2 separate regions of the Homo sapiens genome follow, and region 2 is linked to region 1. A link is a loop called in an ENCODE intact Hi-C map of the cell type or tissue named here. Cell type or tissue: GM12878. All regions are shown on one strand. Links, peaks and the distances in the headings refer to the core of each region. The heading gives the core; the rest is flanking DNA. Region 1 has its middle 40 kb from the start of LINC02290. Region 2 holds the start of LOC124903329 (a long non-coding RNA gene).

What was found. A loop is a pair of places that touch in the nucleus more often than their neighbours do. Peaks named below come from ENCODE experiments on the same cell type or tissue, not always from the same donor. Only the 100,000 strongest peaks of a DNase experiment are listed, where the experiment ranks them.
Region 2: it touches region 1 in a loop (17-fold over the local background); 44 of 110 quality-filtered maps call a loop at or near these places.

Annotation. Positions count from the first base shown.
Region 1 is chr14:66,065,229-66,077,375 of GRCh38, forward strand. No RefSeq gene overlaps it. Among named protein-coding and RNA genes, the nearest start is that of LINC02290, 40 kb to the right of the region's middle. In GM12878, for the core only: a CTCF peak has its summit at 5,692 (motif pointing left); a DNase peak (open chromatin) is centred at 5,637.
Region 2 is chr14:65,154,121-65,166,267 of GRCh38, forward strand. It overlaps LOC124903329 (a long non-coding RNA gene), which reads right to left and starts at 4,437. Exons shown (of 2, transcript XR_007064206.1): 1 at 4,355-4,437. In GM12878, for the core only: no CTCF peak of the experiment used is centred there; DNase peaks (open chromatin) are centred at 2,774 and 5,661; H3K4me3 peaks cover 1,389 bases; H3K27ac peaks cover 2,655 bases.

The DNA.
Region 1 (12,147 bases), core at 1,284-9,283:
CCTTGCAAGAGCCCAGGAGTCCTATTTGGCTGTTTCATGACAAGCCAATTAGGTAAAGATTGTTAATCAGAGTAATGAGGGGAGAAGGGACTGGAGGAAAGGAAGGAGGACAGGAGTGTGGCAGAGGCAGCTGCAGAAGACAGAACTACCCCTCCCGCTCTGCTCTGATGTTTTATTCAGGCTGTTTGCAAATGAGCCAGTGGAAACAGCATTAACAATAAATGAGATGCATTAGACTGAGAAGGGGCTGGGAAGGGAGATTTGAGGGTCTTTCCTTGCCAGCCAGGCTCACGGGCTCCCTGTTGGGTCGACAAAGGTGAGTCCTTCTCAGGCGGCCTTACCTGCTGGCCCACCTGTACTCTGGCTTTCTGAAAAGGTTTATGTCCCATTTAGCAAATAATACCAAGAAGCTCAGAGGCTTTTCTAGCAAGTGAGAGCCAGCCTAAAAGGCCTATCCAACATACTAACACCTGATGGCAGGAAAATTTTACTCCCAGCCTCATCACTAAAGTGGTCACAATTCAAATGACCTGTTAGGTAGTTTTAGGTCCTCCACTTTATTAAAATAATGAATACTTGATTTATGCTTTATAATTAACCAAGCACTTTCCATCACAAAACATTTCTCACAATAACCCTGTCAAGGAGTGGGAGTGATCCATTTTATAAATAAACCGAGCAAGGTTACCCAGGGCCTGAAAGACCTCACTTTCAGAATTCCATTCATTTTTTCCTTTCGGACAATTTCCATGAGATCAAATGCCCCCCACCTACCAATTTACCCAGACTTGTATAGCTCCTTCTTTTCATTCAACAAAAATGTACTAAATAGCACAGGGGCTGAGCTAGGCCTCCGGAGCACAGGAAATCCCAGTGGCCAAAACATCATGTTTGATTCTATAGGCTATCAAGCTGCCAGTTTTCCTCCGATATGGATTCTGATTCTACTACAATTAGTACTTCCCAATTTAAAAATGATGGCAGTTGTCATTCATTAAGCACACACTAAGGGCTAGGCTCTGTGGTAAACAACCTACAAATGCGATTTCATTTAAAGCTTTGAGTCTATGTCCCTTAACCCCAGACAGAGCTCATGGTCAGAAACCATATGCTGCCAACACAACACTTTTTCCTTTTTTTTTTTTTTTTTGAGATGGAGTTTTGCTCTTGTTGCCTGGGCTGGAGTGTAGTGGCGCGATCTCGGCTCACTGCAACCTCCACCTCCTGGATTCTCTTGCCTCAGCCTCCCTAATAGCTGGGATTACATGTGCCCGCCATCAGGCCCGGCTAATTTCTTTTGTATTTTTAGTAGAGACAGGGTTTCACCATGTTGGCCAGGCTTGGTCTTGAACTCCCGACCTCAGGTGACCCACCCACCTCAGCCTCCCAAAGTGCTGGGATGACGGGTGTGAGCCACTGTGCCTGGTAAACACTTTTTATAATAAAGGGAGCAAGCTTTCCTTTTCCCCATTGAATCCCACCCTTTCACAACCTCAGTGAAACTACTCCCGGTAGTGAGACACGTTCCAGTTGTCTGACTTGGCAGCATGATTCCTCCAGGGTAGCTCTTCCACTGTATTTCTGCTTCACACCCATCAGCATCATGGGCAAGGGTCTCTCCAGCAAAGGGTGGTTAAAGAAGGCCAAGTTTCATTTCGTAGCTTAGACAAAACAAACCTCTGGCACATAAACATTGGATTCCTGTTGGTCAGGCCAACGAGACCCAGGAAGACTTAGAGTGATATTCCCTGGCACCCATGTCTCTCAAAGGTCTCCCCTAATATCCCCAATATACCAGGAAGGCATAAAGGAAGGAAAAGATGTCTATCAGAGAGAAGCAGAGCTCCAGAAGACAATTGTTTACCTTGCGTTGCTTTTCAGCGTAGGGACCTCAGTGCGGCAGCAGCATCCTCATCACCAGGGAGCTGGTTAATAAAGCGGAAACTCCAGCTGCACTCCAACCTCCTCCATCAGAGCCTGTGCGCTAACATTTTCAGGGGAGTGGAATACACGTTGGAGTTTGAGAGGCACTGAGTTAGAACACGTGGGGAGAGACTACAGTGTAGTGCTGTGGTTCTCAAGGTATGGGGCCCCAGAGACCAGCAGCATCGGCATTACCTACTTTGAAAACACAAATTTTTGAGCCCCACCCCAGGCCAATTGAATCAGAAGCTCTAGGGGTGGGCCCTCACCATCTGTGTTTAACAAGCCCTCCAGGTGATCCTGATGCATGCTAAAGTATGAAAAGCCCTGGTATAGACAATCAGTTTTCCAAGCCCTGGCTCCCCTACTTCTGACTCATCCCTTAGGCTGCACTCTTGGCTGACATTTGGGGGAATGGAAGGAAGGCCTTGTATACTTGGTTTTCCCCCTTCCATTTGATTTCCCTGGGGACGGTTCTTAAAACTCAAGCTTCTGAACAAAAAGTCTGTCTTGCTTGTGATTTAATCCTTCATTTGCATTGCCAACAACTAATGGGAAGAAAGAAGTTCCAGGAGACCAACTGGCTTTTTAGTACTGCATTGTATATGATCAGAAGCAGGCCTGGGAATGGAAGACTCAGGTTTCCCAGCCCAAGAATAAACAAGGGCATGAAGCCACAAGGAAGGGGGGCTTTGGTGGGGCTCTCCCAGGTCACAGGCTGGGGGTGTGGGTGGGCATGTACACAACACTGGCACAAGATAGAGCCAGATGGGAGAGAGTATCTACACAGACAGAAGAGGCAAGAACGTGTGGATACCCTCCTAGTCCACAAAATCCGAGAATTGTCAGCTGTCAGACAACAACACAGTCCACCTCCCACTCTGATCAGTACCACACCTACATCTCTCCAGACTGAGGACCTCCGTTTCTTCAGTCTGTGGTGGTGCCCTCACCACCCGCTGATATTAAAAGAAAGAGCACAATAGTGTCCATCCATTCATTCAACAAGTCTTTGCTGAGACAGGCCTAGATGCCAGACACAACGCCAGGTGCACAAAGACACGACTCCCAACTTCAAGGAGTGTACATTCTAGTGGAGGAGATAAGCCTCAATTTTTTAAGTATATAGTCACCACAACATGTGGCCATGTTGGGGGATTGTGTGACAGGGAACCTGGCTTAGTCTCAGGTCAGTGAAGGCTCCTTTAAGGAAGGAGACTGTTGGAGTTTGGGTTCTGAAGAATGCACAGGAGTTAACTAGGCAAAGGCAAGTGTTCATGGTGGTAAGGAGAGCATCACAGGCAAAGAAAAAGGACATGAGCTGAGACAGAGCATGGCAAGTTTAAGGATCAGAGAAAAGCACCATAAAGAGACTCAGGTCATGACAGAGGGAGGTGGCATCAGATGGGCACAGAAGTGGTGGGCAGGACTAGGCCACAGGTTTGTAAAGCTTTGAGTGTTTATCCTAAAAGTGATGAGGAGCCTTCAAAGGATTTTAAGTAGGAGAGTATCAGGGACAGATTTCCATGTTGTAAAGCTTACTCTGGCTGTGCCATGGAGAGGGAAGTGCTGATTCAGGAGTATAAGCAACTATGAAGCTGTTGCAGTTGTCCAGGGGCCTAGGACCAAGTGCTGGTGGTAGAGGTGAGCAGAGGAGTGCAGATCAAGGAGAGACTTGGATGACATCCTTAGGCTTTGGATATGGATTGGACATTGGTAAGGTGTCCAGGGAATCTCTTAGTCACTAGGCTGGGCTGAAAATGGAGTGAGAGCTGGACAGGAAGAGAGGCAGTCACTTAGCTACAGATGTAGAAGAGATGCACCCAGAAAGAACACATGATGAAAACTAGGACAGTCTGCAGGGAGTAAGACTCACTTAGCAGTTAATTAAAGTAGGTGTCCAAACAGCTCTCAGTTATTTGCGTTATCCAATGTGTTAATTAGGGTTTGTTCCTCCTATTGCAATCTCTGGGCTTTGTTCATTTACATCTTCACCAGTAGGTGGTAGGAGAAGGGAAGCGGGACTTGGGGGACCCAGTTCACTTACTCAATGTATGCCTTGTGGAGAGATGAACACTAAGTGGCCTCATCTACTTGGAATGCCAGCTTATTGCAACTATTTGGCTTACAGAACAACAATCCTGTCCCTGAAGAGGAGAGCTGCATATAAATGCAGTTTACATATCCAGTAACTTTCTGCAACCATCCCTTAATGAATTAGTCAAACCTCCAGGCATCCAAATTGGTTCCTATGATCCTTTCATCTTCCAGGTTGTTTGCCTTTAAAGTTTAGAACTGGATTGAAGAGTATTTATAGCAATGGGACATTTTTGTGAGCCTGAGGAAAGGGGTCTTTGATAAATCAACACTAGAGAATTGTAGAAAAGGAATGCAGCCGGAGGAGTCTTTCAGGCAGGTTTGCAATGACTTCTTGTGCCGTCTTTTGGAAAGGTGCGAGGGCAGCAGCCACCCTGGGCTTGGAGATTGTGTGGAAAAGAGAATCCAAAACTACAGTAAAATTTTAATTGTATGCTTGATCTGTTTCAGGATGAAGAATTAAGACAGATTTAGGTTTCTGTTTTCTTCAGGGTTCGGGCAGGAATCAAACAGTACACTCAGAAGAGAAGGTTGAAGAGAAATGAATGAAGGAACTATTTCTAAGGCTGTGAGCAGGGAAAAGGGAAGCCAGTGAGGGATAGTGAAGCACAAACTATCCAGAAACCACCAACACCCCAAGGCATGAAATGAAAAGAGGAGAGAGTGGGTGGTTGTTTGTCCAAGTGTGGCAGGAAGCTGCCTTGAATCTGCAGAAGAATGGATCCACTGCCAACTACAGTTCAACCAGGAGAGATCCTGGAAGGCAAATTCCCAGACCTCAACCACAGGTGTCTCCCATTGGTCCACCCAAAGCAGAAACTGATGAGCCTGGAGCGCACTGACTCACCCCACAGGCAGCCTCCCGGGCACAGAGCAAGTTCAGAGAAAGGTGCAAAGTGGACACATGGGGGCAAGCAGAGAAAACCCAGCACATGGGTGGGCCAAGAAACTGGTTCAGATTTGCAAATCTAGGCAGATTAATATATTTATATGGGTCTGTGAGTTTCACTGCCAAGGCAGTCTTGGTTTCATAATGATACAGTATAGCGCATGTTGCTAGTATTAAACAACCAACGGAAGACAGAGCTGCTAGCCCGGGATGTGCCTGGGGTGAGGTGGGGAGGGAACTGTGCTGAACAGAGCTGTCTGTTGTTTCCTCGGTTTCCCCTCTGAAGTCAGCTGTGCCTCTGGCCACGGGGCTCTTTTGTTCTTCCTCCTCTCCCCACTCCTCCACCAAAGGAGACAGGGCTTGAATTATTGATGAAATCAAAAGAATAAGCTTGGGGATTGCATGTTTCCATCTTGCCTGTTGTTTGTCTGGTAAATAACGTGTTCTCTGTAAAACCTAAGCTTTTATCTCAGGTGTGCTGACCAGATTGAAGCCGGCCTCGAAGCTTCCCTTGGAGAAAGCCGGCTATGATCCTGGCTCACTCCAGTCTTCTCTCTTTCCATATGCAGATAAAAGAGTCCAACAGCACACTTTCCCCGTGGTTTCCCACACCACTGTGGAACACACGCAGAAACAGACTTTGCTCCTGGTCTTTTCCGTGACCAGATACATGCTCCCCTCCCCAAGACCTGCTAATTTCAGAGTAGTTACCTGTTCCCTTTGGTGAGGCAGGGAACCCTCAGGGTCCCAGTAGAGGAAGACCCGCTCAGACACTGCCCTCTGCTGGAAACTATTGGGACTGCTCCATCCTCCCTGAGGGGTCCTGCCGGGTTCCAGAGAAAGGGACCTTCACTCCTTCTACCTGGTTGCAGATACACCTGCAACATAGGTAGGGACTGACTTACCTAGAAAGCTTCTCTCATTAAGGTCTTAGACGAAAAAAATTTGAGTAGGAGGTGGGAGGATTTTTTATGATTTGATGTGGAAAAAGATTTCTAAACGACACGAGAAACAAAACACACACAAAAAACTGATACATTTGACTACATCAAAAACAAAAACTTTTGTGTGACAGAAGACAACATGAGCAAAATTAAAAGACAAAAGGAGAAAATACTTGTAACAAAGGATAAGTATCTAGATTATATAAAGAACCTCTACAGATTGAAAAGAAAACAAACAAAAATCCAACAGAAAAATATTCTAAAGATATAAAATTGTAATTCACAGAAAAGAAAATATAAGTGGCCCATAAGTGCATGACAATAATACTCTGTCTTACCAGTAATCAGGAAAATAGAAATTCAAACATCAGAGAGAGATTTTGTTTTAACCTGCTAAATTAGAAAAAATTAAAAAGGGCATGGGAGAAAAGATATTCTTTACTCTCTAGGTAGGATCATAAGCTGGTATAATCACTTTGCAGAGAAATTTGGCAATATCTAAAAAATGCAAAATATTCATACTCTGATCCAGTGAGTCCACTTCTCCATATCTACCCCAGAAAAACACTTTACCCATGTGCCCAGCAAGTTTGTGGCAGCTTTGTTTGCAAAATATCAAATGTTAGGTGCAGAAATAACTGAAATTAGCATAAAAATGGGGTTGGTTAAATAAACTATAATTCATTCATCATATATATATTTTATATATATTATTTATATATTATATATTATTTATATATTATATATAATATTTATATATATTAGATATTATATATAATATCTAATATATATAAAATACATAAATAATATATATTATATATATATAGCAGTGTTTTAAAATATATATACTATGTGTACTGACATGGAAAGATCCCCAAGACCTATTGTTGAGTGAACAAAAATCAAGCTGCAGACTGACACACCCTATGATAACTTATATGTAAAACACCCAGGCATATTAAACAATATTTTTTCTATGGGTATAGATACTATGGTCTTTAAAGCATGGAAAAATGCACAGGACGTATAACACTGATACCAAGAGTTACCTCTGGGGCAGAGATGAGGATTGGAGCTGGTGGTCAAAGGGGATTTCAGCCTTATCTGTAATTTTTTTTTTAGTAAAAAGAATGTGTTAATGTATTATATGTGTAATTAAAATTAATAAAAGCTATTCTTATATTAAAAAGGAGAAAAATCTCTCTTCCTCCTTATTAAAGCATCTGCAACAGCCAGGAATCATTGAGCTATGAGTAAAACGCTGCCTTAGGTGATTTGTCAGGGGACCTGCTAAGTAGAGGGCAATGTGGTTGTCCTGGAGACAGCTGTCTTCAACACAAACCATCCTGTGCATCTATCTACACATGTCGGATATGTAACCATATCCCATTCAATGTCATACTTTTAAATCTCGGTTCACAAACTCAACAGTAATAACTTCTAACACAATGAGAGCAGTCAGTATTAAAATCTAGTATCTCATTTAAACTTTTACTCTTTCTCTCTCCCCACCCCACCCCCAGATGAGTTTACTTAGATTTAGAGATGTTAAATAGCCTGTCCAAAGTCAGTTGACTAATATGTAAGAATTTTTCCTACCCCAGAGGCCATTCTTTTCAACCATTTAAACTATGTTACAAAGTGATAAACGCCTTTGTCAACTTCAGCCAGGTAAGGGAGGCTGAGGCAGGAGGATTGTTTGTGGTCAGGAGTTGGAGACCAGCCTAAGCAACACAGAGGAAACTCCATCTCTAAAAGAAAGAAAGAAATGTCAGTTTTCTGTCAAAAGCTTTTGTGGGTTTCCCTGCCTCACATGCCATGCCTATTTGCTGCATTGCTCTGAATCAAAACAGCAGCTGGTTCATTCTGGGAGAAAAATCTAGCATAAGAAGAGGTGTTATTTGGGTCCCAGTATAACTAAGAAGCTCAAAGACAAATACGCATTAAAGGAACAATTAAAAATTTAGGAATAATCCTCAACCAGAAGACTACTTCAAATGCATTAAAAATAAAGTTTAGGAACAAAACTAATCAATAATAGCAAAGGTGAAATTTCGATAATAATGCAAACCTTGCAAGGTTCTCATAGGATACAATTTGCTCCATTTTCCAAATTCTGCAAATTTCTTATATCAACACGAAATGCGTTCCAGTGATGCAGCCTTATCCTCACCACTGAGCCATTCCTGCCAGGCAAAAACAATGCAACTGAGCGGCATCAGAGATTACAGAGATATGGCCCTGGCAAAGGCCCACCAGCAGGGCTCTTGGGTTCCCTCTGAAGCAAAGAAAGGCAGCCCTCTGCTTGCTGGGGAAGACGGCTTTCAAAGGATGTTTCCAGAATAACTCATGAGTGGATGGGGGCACCAGGTTTACAAATGAGAGTTGTGATTTCCCACTTACAATGAATTTTTAAAAAATGAATTAATTCAAAAAAATGAATTAATCTCTGTTGGATTTCTTCTTAAGAACAGGTGTGTCTATGAATAATACATGGTGGGGCAGGCAATGCATGGGTCTGAAGACCCAGAAGCCTGAACGCAAATGAGTCCCAGACTGTCAAGATTAAAAGGTAGATTTTAAGGAGCATCACATAAGCGAGAAAAAATCTGGGAGAGCACAAAAACTACTCTGCAAATAATAAGCACACATCTAAGCCCCTGGCTAAGAACACAAACACATCTCTTCTCAGATAGTGGTAATTGAAAGTCACTAGGTTCCCATATGAGGAAGGAGGAGATAAATTAAAAAACGTAATCTAAAATAAAGATTAAAACATTAGGGTTTTAATGAATGATGTTTCAGGACAGAGAATTAAGGACATTTACATCTTCCTCTCTAGTTTGGAACTTTAACTTCTTAAACTCATTAGGCCCAGGCGTGGTAGCTCACGCCTGTGATCCCAGCACTCTGGGAGGCCGAGACGGGTGGATCACCTGAGGTCAGGAGTTTGAGACCAGCCTGGCCAACACGGTGAAACCCCGTCTTTACTAAAAATTTAAAAGTTAGCCAGGAGTGGTGGTGGGTGCCTGTAATCCCAGTTACTCAGAAAGCTGAGGCAGGAGAATTGCTTGAACCTGGGAGGCAGAGTTCTTGCCATTACACTCTAGCCTGGGCAACAAGAGTGAAACTCTGTCTCCGTAATAATAATAATAATAAAACTCATTAGGCACTGGCACAAGAGGAGCCATGGTCAGAGCAGCAGATGTGGGGTGGGGTGGGGGCTGCAGAACTCCTGGGTCCCCTCCAGGATTTCACTCCCTGGCCTCCCAACAGCTCAGCTCTGCCTGGCTCTGCCCACCAAGGCTGAGAAGATGCTTTGTTTTGTTTTTTTTCAGTTTGTTAAACAAGAAATAATATCATGGCATCGTACGGTTTGGGGTTTTAAATGTCAGCAAAACCCTTGTAATGTAGAATTTCTAACTGGCAGTGTCTCAGTCTAGAGCTGTTTGGGGAAAACAAGATGTTGAAAACTGTGTCCCTGGCTGGCCTCAAGAGCATACAGAAGGATCTCCCACTCCTTGATTTGGTCCTTCTAAGACCTGTGGTGTCCCCAGATAAAAAGGAAGCTATGAGGATCACGGAGACGACAGTAAGTAACATGCTGTTTGAAGGAGGGGTAACCTGAGATCTTGACAGCTTTACCGTGCATGCCTGCATGCATGAGCGCACACACACACACACACAAATGCATGTTTCTTTTCAGCTCTGTTGGAGCAAAGAATTTTCACAGATAAAGGATTTGGATTTTTATCTTGTCCAGGTGCCTTTGGGTATTGTCTCAAGACAGGACAAGGTTTGGTCCCTTTAGCCTTGTCCCATTTGGAAGTATACACAAACAAAATATTGCTCCACTCCCCTTCCTTCCTCCCTCCCCATCCCTTCAAGTAAAATGGCCCACATGTAGGAGCAGAAGCTATTTGGAGCTGTGGCAGGAGGCACATTAATATGTGAACTGAAAACAGACCCCTTAGAAGTCTGCCCACATTGCAGAATTGGAAATAGATGAACTTCTTTCCCATTACAGCAACAATACCACAAGGCAGGATTTGTTTGCAAGATAATAAATTGGCAAACAAGCCGGGACTAGATGGTGGCTCCTGCCTCCCTCTGCAGCCTGAGTAGCGCTGAAGGAGAAAAGCAACCAAGGCTATGGCAGGCCCCGAGGAAAGCCAGGACAAGGGGCTGCATAGAACACCGCCCACAGCCTCTGCTCCCACCCCAATATCTCATTCCTGGCCACTGGCCTTTCAGATAGAGGTCCCCTTGAGTGTGTCACTTGTGGCTGGAGCCTGGTAGGGTCAGGTAGCTTGCCCTTTAGTCTGGCCCTAATGGGGCCATTCCTCATGGTGACAGAGGCAGCACAGTGGACGGAGACTGAGAGAGCCCAGACTGCCATGTGCAACCCCACCTTGAATTCTGACTCTGCTACTTATAAACTATGTGACTATGTGGACTTAGACAAGCTAATTAACCACTGCAAGCCTCAAAATCTCTTATCTGTAAAATGGGTATAATATTATCTACCTCACAAGGTTATTCTAAGAATTAAATGAGAAACTGCATGAAAACTCCTTAGCATATTGCTAGCATAGAACTTAAATGCTCAATAAATGTTGCTAATATTATAATTGAGATCCCCTAACAAAAATCTTCTTGCTCAAACATAAATATCTTCCCTAGAAGAGAACCTGGTACAAGCAGACCCAAGTGTTATCAGCTCATATATCTCTAGATCAAACTGTCTGATTTATTGCTATGTGCCTCAGAGACTTGCAGAGTATCAGCCTCACTGTAAGTTAAATGAATTAAAGTTTCATTTAAATCTAAGTGTAAATAGCCACACGTGCCTAGCGTAGAATGCCTTCAAAGATGTCCATATCCTGATTCTTGGAATGTGTTTACATACGAACTGGCAAAGTGGAACTAAAATCGTAGATGGAATTAAGATTGCCAATTAGCTGACCATAATGTAGTGAGATCAGCCTGTGTTCTCCAGGCCTGCCCAGTGTAATCACATGAGTCTTTAGAAGTGGGAGAAGGAAGCAGAAAAGGTCAGAGTGATGTGATATAAGGACTCCATCCATTGTTGCTGGCTTGGGAGATACAAGGGGGCCAGGAGCCAGGGAATGCTGCTGGCTTCTAGGAACTGAAAAAGGCAAGAAAATAGATTCTGTGTTAGAAATTCAGAGGGGAACACAGCCTGCTAACATCTTGATTTTAGTTCAGTGAGACCCGTGTCAGATTTCTGACTCTGGAATGTAAGATGATCAATCTGTGCTGTGTGAGTACTCTGTTTGTGGTAATTTGTTACAAAAGCATAGGCAACCAGTACAGAGGGGAGGATTTCAACAGCCGAGATCGGGGTAGCATCCTGCAGGAGGGACTGAGGAAAGGCAGTGGCCCTGAAGAATAAGACACACCCAGAAGGTGGACTGGAGGAGCTAGGGTAGGAAGGAGGCCTGGGAAGAGGGAAGGCATCATGGCAGCAGAGTCTAATAGTCCAGGGACAGGGTGGCATCTTTACTCGGAGGCCCTGCAAAGGCATTAGAGCACATGCAGTGTGTCTCTACTTGCTCTCTGCTGCTGTGAGTGATTTTCTGATACCTCTCTCCTGACATTTCTCCAGGCCCTCCTGCACCCTGTTTAGCACCACCTGAGGCATGCCACCCAGTCACACAGACCTTTAATAATGAGTGAAACAGTAGCAGGTGTCAGAGCTGAGAGAGGAAAAAGATCTCAATTCCCACCGGAGGACGGAGATCATTTTATGCATTTCCATTTAAAGGGAGAAGTGAACAGCATGAAATCACATGCCAACGGGGAGAAAGAGTTTAAACCAGGATGACCTTGGCAGGGACAGGCGCCAGCAGCTTCCAGGTCATGGCTCCCCAAACTGAGCTTCTGGGGAGAAATGGGGCACGTGCACAAGGCCACCATCCTGTCCTGACTTCTACCCTGAGCCCCAGCTCCAAGCCCTGCTGGCCTGCCTGACGTCTTTACTTGGATGTGCCTCAGGTACTCAGCTCATCCTGCCCCAAACTCAGCTTGTCACTTGTTTTTCCAAATATGCTCCTCTTCTCACATCATGACTTCTTTTCAAGCCAGAAACCTGGAGTCTGCCAGGGCTGCTCTTTCCCTCATATCCCCGACCCTACTGCATCATCCATGGCTACTCAGCATCTTACAGCCCAGTCAGTTCTGTCCCTGCCCCTTCATCCCCACTGCCAATGACCTTCATCCAGCTCTCATCATCTCACGTGTGGACCAGTGCAGTAGCCTCTTGACTGACCT
Region 2 (12,147 bases), core at 1,726-9,725, 910 kb before region 1:
CAGGCTGGTCTCAAACTCCTGATCTCAAGTGATCCTCCCACCTTGGGCTCCCAAAGTGCTGGGATTACAGGCGTGAGCCACCGCACCCCTGATCAAACTTTTAATAGATATCTGAGAGGGGTGGGTGACATGGGATGTTCCAGAGTGGAGGGAGAAGAAACTGGTATCACTGGGTGCCTCTGGGGAGGAAAATGAGGCTGGAAGGTGGGATATCCTGAGACAGAGATGGTGTAGTCTTTGTTCTTTTTGAATTTTGGCCCATGTATTACATATGCAAAAATGAACAGATAAAGGCCAGGCATGGTGGCTCATGCAGTGAGCTGGGTGATCCCAGAACTTTGGGAGGCTGAGGTGGGAGGATCACTTGAGCCCAGGAGTTTGAGGTCAGTCTGGGCAACATAGTGAGACTCTGCCTCTATTCTTACAAAAAAAAAAAAATTAAAAAAATTAACAAATAAAATTGGGAAACATAGGTGGTGTTTGAGGCTGCATCTTTCTTTTTCTGTGAGCTGGGGAAGTGCTGAAAGCCACTTTATGTTGAAATGATGATCCTCCCAGGTAGGCTGGGGTAGAGGCAGCTGTGATAGATAGCACCCACACACTACCACTTATGAGCCACATGATCCTGATACAGCATCCTCATCTCTATAATGGAAGTATGGCATGGTAATTAAAAACACAGGCCACTTGCCAGCCACATGCCTTTGGGCATGTTATCTCTTTGTGACTAAGTCTCCTCCTCTGTAATATGGGGATCAGTAATGCTACCTTCCTCAAAGGGTAGGAAGGATTATATGAGTAAAACACCTAGAGCAAGGCCTGGCATATGGCAAGCCATCCAACACCCATCATCATTACACACAGAGCTGGCCTTATACAGTTCCAATATGCACAAATTTTAGTTACTACGGTTTAGTTGAGAACACCAGTCCTTCAATAACATGGTACAATTACAGTTACCACAGTATATGAACTATGAGTAATTGAATAAAGTACAAACTTTGCTGCTAGCTCTTCAGTCCACAAATTACTAGGTAAATTACATGCCCACATCACAATCAGTGACCAACCATGTCACTTACTTAAAAAGTCTGTTGGTGACTGGTTATTGCACCTCTGTTGTTCAGTTCAGGCACCGACAGTAAAGTACTTGGTTGTGTTTCCTCCTTGTCCTCCAGTGATAAACTCACAAGACATTTTACAAAAATGGTACAGAGATGGTACCATTTTACAGAGATGAAAGTACAGCAGGGCCAGGCGCGGTGGCTCATACCTGTAATCCCAGCACTTTGGGAGGCCAAGGTGGGCAGATCACGAGGTCAAGAGATGGAGACCATCATGGCCAACATGGTGAAACCCCGTCTCTACTAAAAATACAAAAAAAATTAGCTGGGCATGGTGGTGCGTGCCTGTAGTCCCAGCTACTCGGGAGGCTGAGGCAGGAGAATTTCTCGAACCCAGGAGGCGAAGGTTGCAGTGAGCCAAGATCGTGCCACTGCACTCCAGCCTGGGTAATGGAGTGAGACTCCATCTCAAAAAAAAAAGAAGTACAGCAAAGGAATGAAATGTGGTGACACTGGAAGTGAGATGGGAATGGGATGTGATTAGAAGATTTGAAAATGGTGACAGCAAAGCAAAGAGAGGCTGAGATCTCAAACTGCATGAAGCTACTGTATAAATCATACTGAAAAATTCTGGTGAATATAAAAAACAAGCAAAAGTCACTTCAACATCTTTCCATTTGAGTTGTGCTAGGAACGGAAAGCTGCTTATAGTTGAAATGGAGCATTTACTTTTGCTTTGGATTACATGCAGTATGGCAGTAACTTTTACTTCGCTGTGCAAATAACTTTGCATGATTCAAATCTAACATAAATGGAGTTACAGAAGAAGTAGCTGACCATGGGAATGTTGACAATGCTGCCATTTGAGAGAGTACATATGCAATCAGAGGAACTTAGCATTTACTGTGTGCCAGGCACCGTGCTAAGAGCTTTAGAAACATTACCTTACTTAATCCTTACAACTACCCTAAGAGGTAGGAACTACTGTCATCTTTTTATAGATGAGGAAAGGGAGGTTTAGGGAAGTGAAGACATTTATTCAAGGTGACTCCGAGGGGAAGAGGCAGAGCACAAAATTGAGTCCAGGTGTGACTAACTGTATAATAGTTCCCTGACTCTTAACCACTAGGCCACTTGAGAAAAAGATTTTCTAGCTTCTCAGAGTTCAGAGTATGGTTGGTTAAAAAAGAAAAAAGAAAAAATGATTTTTTTCCCTTAAAGCATTTAATGATAACTCTGTTAGCATGGTGGTAACTGTCTGGTGGCCTATGCTAGGCACTGCCTGTTTCCCTTTCCTTCCCTCTGCTTATCTCCTGCTTAAATCCCATTCTTCATCCCCTCTCCCCCAAACCCGTGCAGGCCCACGTGAATCGGAATCCTTGCTCTGTTCAGCTGGCTAAGGCGAGTCCCGCAAAGCGCTGGCCTCCAGGTGCTTCTGCCAGGCCTTGTGGTGCAAGGGCCCTGCCTCCTCCCGCTCCAGCAGCAGCCCTGGCGATGCCCACTGCGTTTCTCAGCTCTGTTGGCAGTGGGGGCAGAAGAGGCTGCCTGAGGCCCCCTCCCAGCAAAAGCCGTGGCCACACCTGCAATGACTGGGTTGCAGCTCTGAGCTGCAAGCATTGGCTGTGGCCTGGAGACCAGCCACTGTAAGTAGGCAGAACTTTTTGGCTTTAGATTCGTTTCAGTTTTGTAATCAGAAAGTTGCTTCTCTCAGTTCCGCAACTTTCCCTTTCGGCAGGCCTGCATCAAGTGCCCTCTGTAACCCAGGAAGGAGACGGTTCAGGGTGGGAAACCAGTAGGGGCTGTGCCATGGTCCAAGGGGGCTCCTCACCTGACAGATCTTTGAAAAAGTGTTTGCAATAACTGCTGTGCTGGCCCTGGCAAGACGTGAACCCGTGAGGAATGTGACAGCTGCTTCCCACAGGGGCCCTACTGACCCCAGAGGGCTCTGGCACTCCCAGGGTTTGGGAGAGGAGCTGGAAGTCTGGTGCATTAAGAGTGAGGAAGGACTCTAAAAAGCTGGCAGGGAAACATTGTCTGAGTCACATCTCAAGGGAACTTGAGAGGAGAAACGCTTTTCTAAAACCTTTTTTTTTTTTTTTAGCTGGAGTTTCTGGTCACCCAGGCTAGAATGCAATTGCACAATCTCAGCTCACTGCAACCTCTGGTGCCCGGGTTCAAGCAATTCTCCTGTCTCAGCCTCCCGAACAGCTGGGATTACAGAAGCCCGCCACCATACCCGGCTAATTTTTGTATTTTTAGTAGAGACGGAGTTTCACCATGTTGGCCAGGCTGGTCTCGAACTCCTGACCTCAAGTGATCCGCCCACCTCGGCCTCCCAAAGTGCTGGGATTACAGGCGTGAGCCACCGCGCCCGGCCTCTAAAACTTTTCTTCATGGAAAGTTAAGCCTCTTTCTCCCTCTCTCTGTCACACTGTGTTCCAGGGTCTGGGAACACAGCAAGGAACAAAACAAAGATATCTGTTTTTGTGGAACTTATATTTTAGTGGGAGAGGCTGGAAAATAAGCAAAATAAATAAGAAAGCTATAAGCGAGAAACCTGCTATAGAGAAAAATAAAGCAGGGAACAGGATAGGAAATACAGATGGGTGTGCTTTTCTGGGGATGCCTCATTAATAGGTGACATCTAAGCCTTATGGAGAATGGAACCAGTGGCGAGGGATGAGCTGGGCATCCTAGGTTTCTGTTGGTGACAGATGAAGGACTTTTTTTTTTTTTTTTTTTTTGACACAGGATCTCACTCTGTCACCCAGCTGGAGTGCAGTGGCATGATCTCGGCTCACTGTAACCTCTTCCTCCTGGGTTCAAGTGATTCTCGTGCCTCAGCCTCCTGAGTACGTGGGACTACAGGCGTGTACCACCACACCTGGGTAATTTTTGTATTTTTAGTAGAGACAGGGTTTCATTGTGTTGGCCAGGCTGGCCTCAAACTCCTGACCTCAGGTGACCTGCTTGCCTCAGCCTCCCAAAGTGCTGGGATTACAGGTGTGAGCCATCGCGCCCGGCTGAAGGACATAATGAAATTATCCTGATGGTCTCAGGGCTTGGAGCTCCTGCCTCTACACTGACTTCTGCCCATGGAAGGAGAGGCTGTGTGTGTGTGTGTGTGTGTGTGAGATGGTAGGGCTGGGAGAGTGGAAGGGGTCTTGTGTTGCTTTGAAGTAGGTTCTGGAGTCCTGGTGTCGACTCCTTGGGTGCTGGGAGGTGAGCCCACAGAGAAAGAGGCCATGCTTTCGAAAGGGGTTGAGCTGGAAATGGTCCAACACCCTTACCTGGATGGAAGCCCTGATGAGGGGGTCCTGGTCAAGAGGTGGATGAAGGCCTCAGGGTCAGCTGTTCAGAAGCACGCATCAGCCTGAGAGAAAGAACACATCTGGGCTGTTAAGTGTGAAAGAACACATCTGGGCTGTGGCAAGAGTGAAAAGTGAAAAGAAGCACATGAGGCTGGGCATGGTGGCTAACACCTGTAATCCCAGTACTTTGGGAGTCTGAGGCAGGAGGACTGACTGAGCTCAGGGGGTTGAGGCCAGCCTGGGTATCAGAGTGAGACCCCATTTCTACAAAAATTTTAAAAATGAGCTAGTTATAGTGGCACATGCCTGTGATTCCAGCTACTCCAGAGGCTGCTGATGTGGGAGAATTGCTTGGACCTGGGAGGTTGAGGCTGCACTGAGCCAAGATCATGCCACTGCACTCCAGCCTGGGTGACAGAGTAAGACACTGTCAAAACAAACAAACTAGCAAACAAAAAACACAAGGGTTAATTTTATGTGTCAATTTGACTGGGCCTATAGATGCCCAGACAGCTGGTCAAACATTCTTTCTGGGTGTGTCTGCAAGGGTGTTTCCAGAAGAGATTAGCATTAGCACCAGTAGACTGAGTAAAGATCTGCCCTCACCAATGTTCCCTGGTACCATCTAATCTGTTGAGGGGCAAAACTGAACAAAAAGGCTGAAGAAGGGCAAATACTCTCTGTCCTTGAGCTGGGACGTCCATCTTCTCCTGCCCTCAGACATCTGAGCTCCTGGTTCTCAGGCCTTTGGCGTGGGGCTGAATGATACCACCAGCTTTCCTGATTCTCCAGCTTGCAGATGGCAGATTATGGGACTTCTCTGCCTCCATGATTGAATGAGTCAATTCCCATCATAAATCTCCTCTTATATATGTCTATATATCTTCTATTGGTGTTCTTTCTCTGGAGATCCCTGACTGATCCAAGGCAGTTGCCACAGGGATGGGAGAGCAGGTAGAACCACCCTTGCTGAGCCCAGCTGGGCCATCCTGCCACTGCAGCTTCGCTTGAGAACTAAGTGTTGAGTGCCACTCAAGTGACATCACTGTTAGGACACATTCTCCTAACAATGCACTCTAAGCCATGTGAGCATTGGGTGCCCCCTCCCAAGGGTCCAGAGCCCTGGAGTTTTACCCCTAATCTGGGTTAAGCTGGGTTATTGGAGAAATCAAGGTTGAGGCAGAATCTGGCAGGAGGGGCCAGATGTTATAGAGGAGAAGAGACCCAGACAATTTCTGACAGCCAGAAAACACCTGTTTCAGGGCAGAAGCAAAGGATAACTTGGTAACATTGATGAAAAGATGACATTTTGTCAGATACTGAAAGAACCCAGAGGAACATATTTGCATTTACGTTCTACATGGGTACCTTTGGTGATTCATGGACCTGCCACAGAAAAATGTGAGGTTTTCAAAAGTATTTCCTACAGCAAATTCAGTTTCACATTTAAAAGGGCCTACAAATATGCATTTTAACAATAATGGTTGTAGCAATATATGTTTTACTAAGTGGAAATCTTCTCAATTTTAATTTTAAAAAATCGTTTTACATAGACAAGGTGATCCGTAAGGGAAAATTGTCTTTCCAAAATGGCTTGCAGAGCAGAAAGTTTGAAGGCCTCTATCAGGTAGAACAGGTTCTATTTCCAAGGTCTCCTTATTTGGAAACCCAGGAGGCTACTCTTAGGCTTATTTTCAACTGTTTTTGAATGTGAGACTCTCTTTCCATTGCAGGGATGAGAGAAACGCTGTAGGATCTGCAGGTTGTCTGGAGGGACTCGGGGTCCCTTGGTGAAAAGAGAAACCACTGCCCTTGAGTCATAAGTATGATCATCCTTTCTTTTAACAAAGGTATGTTTATATACACAGAAAAATACCCCAGGCAAACACACCAAATGTGGATTGTTAACTCTGGGTGATGTTTATTTATTTATTTACTTAATTTTATTTTTTATTTTCATTTTTTCTTTCCAATTTTTATTTTAAGTCCAGTGGATACCTGTGCAGGTTTGTTACATGGGTAAATTGTTTGTTGTGGGGTTAGGTATACAGATTATTTTGTTACCCAGGTAATAAGCATAGTACCCATTAAGTAGCTTTTGGATCCTCACCCTCTCCCTCCTTCCACCTTTAAGCAGGCTCTGGTGTCAGTTGTTCCCTTCTTTGTGTCCATGTGTGCTCAGTGATTAGCTCCCACTAATAAGTGAGAACATACTATATTTGCTTTTCTGTTCCTGCATTAATTTGCTTATGGTAATGGCCTCCAGTTCTATCCATGTTGCTGCAGAGGACATGATTTTTTTTTTTTTACTTCAGGGGTACCTGTGCGAGTTTGTTATACAGGTAAACTTGTGTTATGGGGGTTTGTTGTACAGATTATGTCATCACCCAGGTATTAAGCCTAGTACCCATTAGTTATCTTTCTTTATCCTCCTCCATTGTCTACCCTCCTCCCTGTACCCTCCAATAGGCCCCAGTGTCTGCTGTTCCCCTCTATGTGTCCATGTGTTCTCATCATTTAGCTCCCACTTATAAGTGAGAACATGCAGCATTTGGTTTTCTGTTCCTGCGTTAGTTTTCTAAGGATAATAATTTTCAGTTCCATCCATGTCCCTGCAAAGGATATGATCTCATTCTTTTTTATGGCTGCATACTTACTTATTTATTTTTTGTAGAGACAGGGTCTTGCTATGTTGTCCAGGCTGGTCTCAAACTCCTGGGCTACAGATCCTCTTGCCTCAACCTCCCAAAATGCTGGAATTACAGGTGTGAGCCACTGTGCCTGGACTGATTTTAATTTTTTTTTTTTTTTGAGACGGACTCTTGCTCTGTCGCCCAGGCTGGAGTGCAGTGGCACGATCTTGGCTCACTGCAAGCTCCACCTCCCGGGTTCACGCCATTCTCCTGCCTCAGCCTCCCGAGTAGCTGAGACTACAGGTGCCCGCCACCATGCCCGGCTAATTTTTTGTATTTTTAGTAGAGACAGGGTTTCACCGTGTTAGCCAGGATGGTCTCGATCTTCTGACCTTGTGATCTGCCCGCCTCAGCCTCCCAAAGTGCTGGGATTACAGGGGATTTTAATTTTTTTTAATACTGAAATTTACTTTCCAAAATTTCTGTAAAGAACACATATTCCTTTTATAAGGAGGGGGAAACATTGTAAAGATGTCTCTTAGGTAGAAAAACAACAAACATTTATGTAACACTATGATTTATAAAGCTCTTTTCTCAGCATTCTAATTTAGTCCTCTCAACTGTGCTCTCTGATGATTATTTCCATTTAGACTTCAGAAGACAAACCCCAGAGGTTTAGAAATGTTCTTAAGGACATACAACTCCAACTAGCTGAACCAAAAGCAGAAGGAACTTAGTCTTCTTGCTATAGTTTTTTTGTTTTTGTTTGTTTGTTTGTTTTTCAGACACAGTTTCACTCTGTTGCCCAGGCTGGAGTGCAGTGGCATGAACACAGCTCCTCCCTCCTGGGCTCAGGCGATCCTCCCACCTCAGCCTCCCAAGTAGCTGGACTACAGGTGCATGCCACCATGTCCAGCTAATTAAAAAAAAAATTTTTTTTTTTTTTTGAGAGACAGGGGCTCACTATGTTGCCCAGGCTGTTCTTGAACTCCTGGGCTCAAGCAATCCACCCACCTCAGCCTCCCACAGTACTGGGATCACAAGGATGCACCCCCAAGCCTGCCCATCACTGTAGATTTCATCTTGTGTTAAAGTCACTGAAATCTTAGGATAAGTGGGAGCTGCAGAAGGAAGTCAGAGGTTAGTTTGTGGGAGAATAAGCAAGTGGAACTGCTGACCTCATGGGGGCAGAGGTTTGGCAGCTGCTGTTTAGATAGTGGGGTCATCGGGCCTCTAGTTTTTTTGTCTTGTTTTTTTGAGACAGAGTCTTGCTCTGTTGCCCAGGCTGAAGTGCAGTGGTGCGATCTCACTTCACTGTAACCTCTGTCTCCCAGGTTCAAGCAAATTTTGTGCCTCAGCCTCCTGAGTAGCTGGGACTACAGGCGTGCGCCACTATGCCCAGCTTATTTTTGTGTTTTTAGTGGAGATAGGGTTTCACCATGTTGGCCAGGTTGGTGTTGAACTCCTGGCCTCAAGAGATCCTCTCACCTCAGCCTCCGAAAGTGCTGGGATCGCAGGCATGAGCCACCATGCCCAGCTGTGCCTCTAGTTTTATCTGGAGGGCCTTGGAATGATTTCTGGGCTGAGTAGGAAGCACACCCTCAGGAGATTGGACCTCCTGGGCCCCTAGCAGCTGGGTTTTGCTCAGCCTGAGTCCTGTCTCTAGTTGGAGACAATTGGGAACTGCTCCCTTAGGCCCTGCATGGCCCTACACATTCCTCCTCCTTTTCTGGGGCTAAAGCAGGGCCTTCTTCCTTGTGAGTTACACAAAGTGAGAGACACATGGTCCAAGATGGCCAGCGTCTTCATATCAGAAGATCTTGGAGTTCCTCCAGGAGCCCGGAGGTGTCTCCTTCTTGCATGTGAGGGGGGGCTTCTAGATGAGGCAGGCTTGTGAACCAAATCCATTAAGGAAGGGAACTGGGACATGAAGACGAGGAGGTGGTGTCAGAACGAGATTCTCTTTCAGGGATGTGTCATGATGTCCTAGACAGTCCCTCTTTCTTCAGTTGGTTCGATAGGAGAAGGACTGGAAGAAGGGAGAGAAGGAAAGGTGAAGTAGACCTTTGACCAGAGCCACCTGACGATGTGTAGGGGAAGACCCAGCCAGCATTCCCCATTTCCTGTTTGGGGTTGATCTTTCTGGGGTGAAGCTGATCTGTCCCTGCCCGTAGATGTGCACCAACTTGGAGAATTCCAGAATCCAGTTGATTGGGAAGGAAGATGAGAAGGTATATTTTTTCTAGAGTTAAAAGAAGTGGTGTGAGGCCAGGTGTGGTGGCTCATGCCTGTAATCCCACCACTTTGGGAGGCCAAGGCGGGTGGATCACCTGAGGTCAGGAGTTCGAGACCAGCCTGGCAATATAGTGAAACCCCATCTCTATTAAAAATACAAAAATTAGCTGGGTGTGGTGGTGGGCACCTGTAATCTCAGCTACTTGGGAGGCTGAGGCAGGAGAATTGCTTGAACCCGGGAGGTGGAGGTTTCAGCAAGCCAAGACCGCGCCACTGCACTCCAGCCTGAGCAGCAAGAGCAAAACTCCATCTAAAAAAAAAAAAAAAAAAAAAAAAGGAAATGGTGTGTTAGAGCCAGCTCCTACAGCTTGTGAGAGGCCGATTGTTAAATTTTCAAAAATGTTGTGAATCATTATGTTGATAGCTTGAAATTGGTCATAATGGGAGTATTTACACCATGACAATTGGGAAACACTACCAATCAGGGCTTCTCCAGGCCAGAAAGCTGGTTGCTAGTCACTTACCTGCATATGCCTGGGCAAAGAGTACCATTTACCTCACTGTTTGGGGGTTCCTTGTGGCCTTTTGAGGGGGATAATGACAACTCTGTCTGGCTTTGGCCTTCTCTCCGTGATGTCCTGATGGTAATCATCTAGGAAGTACTGAATAAATATTTTTACTTTGGAATATATTATGAGATGAAATACAGGTCACCCTTGTCTGTAGGTTTCTCTACTTTCCTTCTCCTATATCTAAATCACACAGGACAGGCTTATCTAGGATAATATCTCCTGTATACTCCATTCCTAGTCTCTCTAGACCGTATAGCAGCTAGTACAATGCCCAGGACAAAGTAGGTGCTCCAGAAATTGTTCAAGGAGGCTTAGAGAATCAATATCACCTGTTAAAATTTTATAGTTTTCCTGACTGTTGTCAGCAGAGGGCGATACAGGACTACTGATGTGCCAGTTCCAGCTCTTTACTCTCTCTTTAAGAGAGAAAAATATGAATTAATTAAGGTGAATGAAGTAGGAAGGGGCCAAACTGAATTGATGACTTTTAGATAAAGCATCAGTTTTGAAAAAGAAAATTGCAGCATTCAAATGATAATAGTAAACATCATCCTGTAGCACTTTACATATTACAAAAAGCACTTGGCCTACACAGTCTTCTTCAGTGCCTCGGACCACCCTATGCAGGTGTAAGCATCACAGTCTTCTAGGTGCATGTGTGGAGTCTGCAGTCACAGAGGAGTCGCCACTGGACAGGACTGGCCTGGCTGTAGTACATCTGTTGTACCCAGGGACGGGGAAGCCTCAGTGTGAAGGTTGCAGGGAGCCCAAAGCATCTGAGCTCCAACTGACTCTCTGACTTTGGACAGGTCACAAAACCTTCCTGTGCTTTAGGGATAATACTGGTACATGGCGTCAGGACATGGTGTGGAATGAAAAGAGAGGATGCATACAAAACACTTAATAGACTGCTTTTCAGGTAGTAAAACACTTAGGCACTGTTAGCTCTTACAACACCAGGCACCTGACCTGAGGGTGAAGGCAATGCTCAAGGTTGTGTAACTAGTAAGGACAAAGCCAGGACAGAAGTCCCACCTCCTCCAACCCAGGGTCTCTGCCTCTGACGAGGGACACCTGTCCCCAGCTGTCAGTGCTGACAAACCTTCCAGCCGTGCTAATCATGGCTGTCATTCTTACTTAAGTGCTTGAAGACTAGTTTTTAAGAAATTCCAGCCAGGTGCGGTGGCTCATGCCTGTAATCCCAGCACTTTGGGAGGCCGAGGCGGGCGGATCATGAGGTCAGGAGATCGAGACCAGCCTGGCTAACATGGTGAAACCGGGTCTCTACTAAAAATACAGAAAAATTAGCTGGGCGTGGTGGCAGATGCCTGTAGTCCCAGCTACTCGGGAGGCTGAGGCAGGAGCCTCAGGCGTGAACCCAGGAGGCGGAGCTTGCAGTGAGCTGAGATTGCACCACTGTACTCCAGCCTGGGCGACAGAGCGAGACTCTGTCTCAAAAAAAAAAAAAAAGAAATTCCTTCTTGAAATCCTGTTTATGCTATTAATTTATTTAGTGGCCAGGTGCAGTGGCGGCGGCTCATGCCTGTAATCCCAGCACTTTGGGAGGCCGAGGTGGGTGGATCACCTGAGGTCAGGAGTTCAAGGCCAGCCTGGCCAACATGGTGAAACCCCATCTCTACAAAAATACAAAAATTAGCTGGGCATGATGGCAGGTGCCTGTAATCTCAGCTACTTGGGAGGCTGAGGCAGGAGAATCACTTGAAGCCGGGAGGTGGAGGTTGCAGTGAGCTGAGATCGCACCATTGCATTCCAGCCTAGGTGGCAGAGCAAGACTCCATCTCAAAAAAAAAAAAAAAATTGTTACTAACTCATTTTTCTTAAAGAGCTGACAGTTAACTTCAGCCAAGTGCTACCCAGGGCTCATGATCTGAATCTGAGTGCTCAAAATCAAGTAGGTTTATGGTCCTGAGCATGTTAAAGCCAGCATGTTTAATAGGAGTTTAATAGGAGAGGAGTAGTAGAGATTCTGGTTCTGTTTGAGGCAGGAAGTTCACATGTAGGGCTGATATTGTCAGATTTTCTGATTTTCCAAAAGAAGCATGAAGTCCAGATTTTTTATGTGAAATATCTCACTTGATAAATCTTAACTAATTTATATTGTGTAAAAAAAGACCACAGGGACCAGATAAAACATGTTTGTAGGACACATTGCTCTGTGGCTACTAGTTAGTAACCCCTGAAAAAGCCTTAAGGTAGGATGAGGCAGGGCAGGGCAGCGTAGTTGTGGCACATGGTTTGTGTTCCCAGGGGCAACAAGAGTAATTCCATTTCAGTTTGGAGATCCTTGTCTAAAGCCAGTACATTTTGCTCA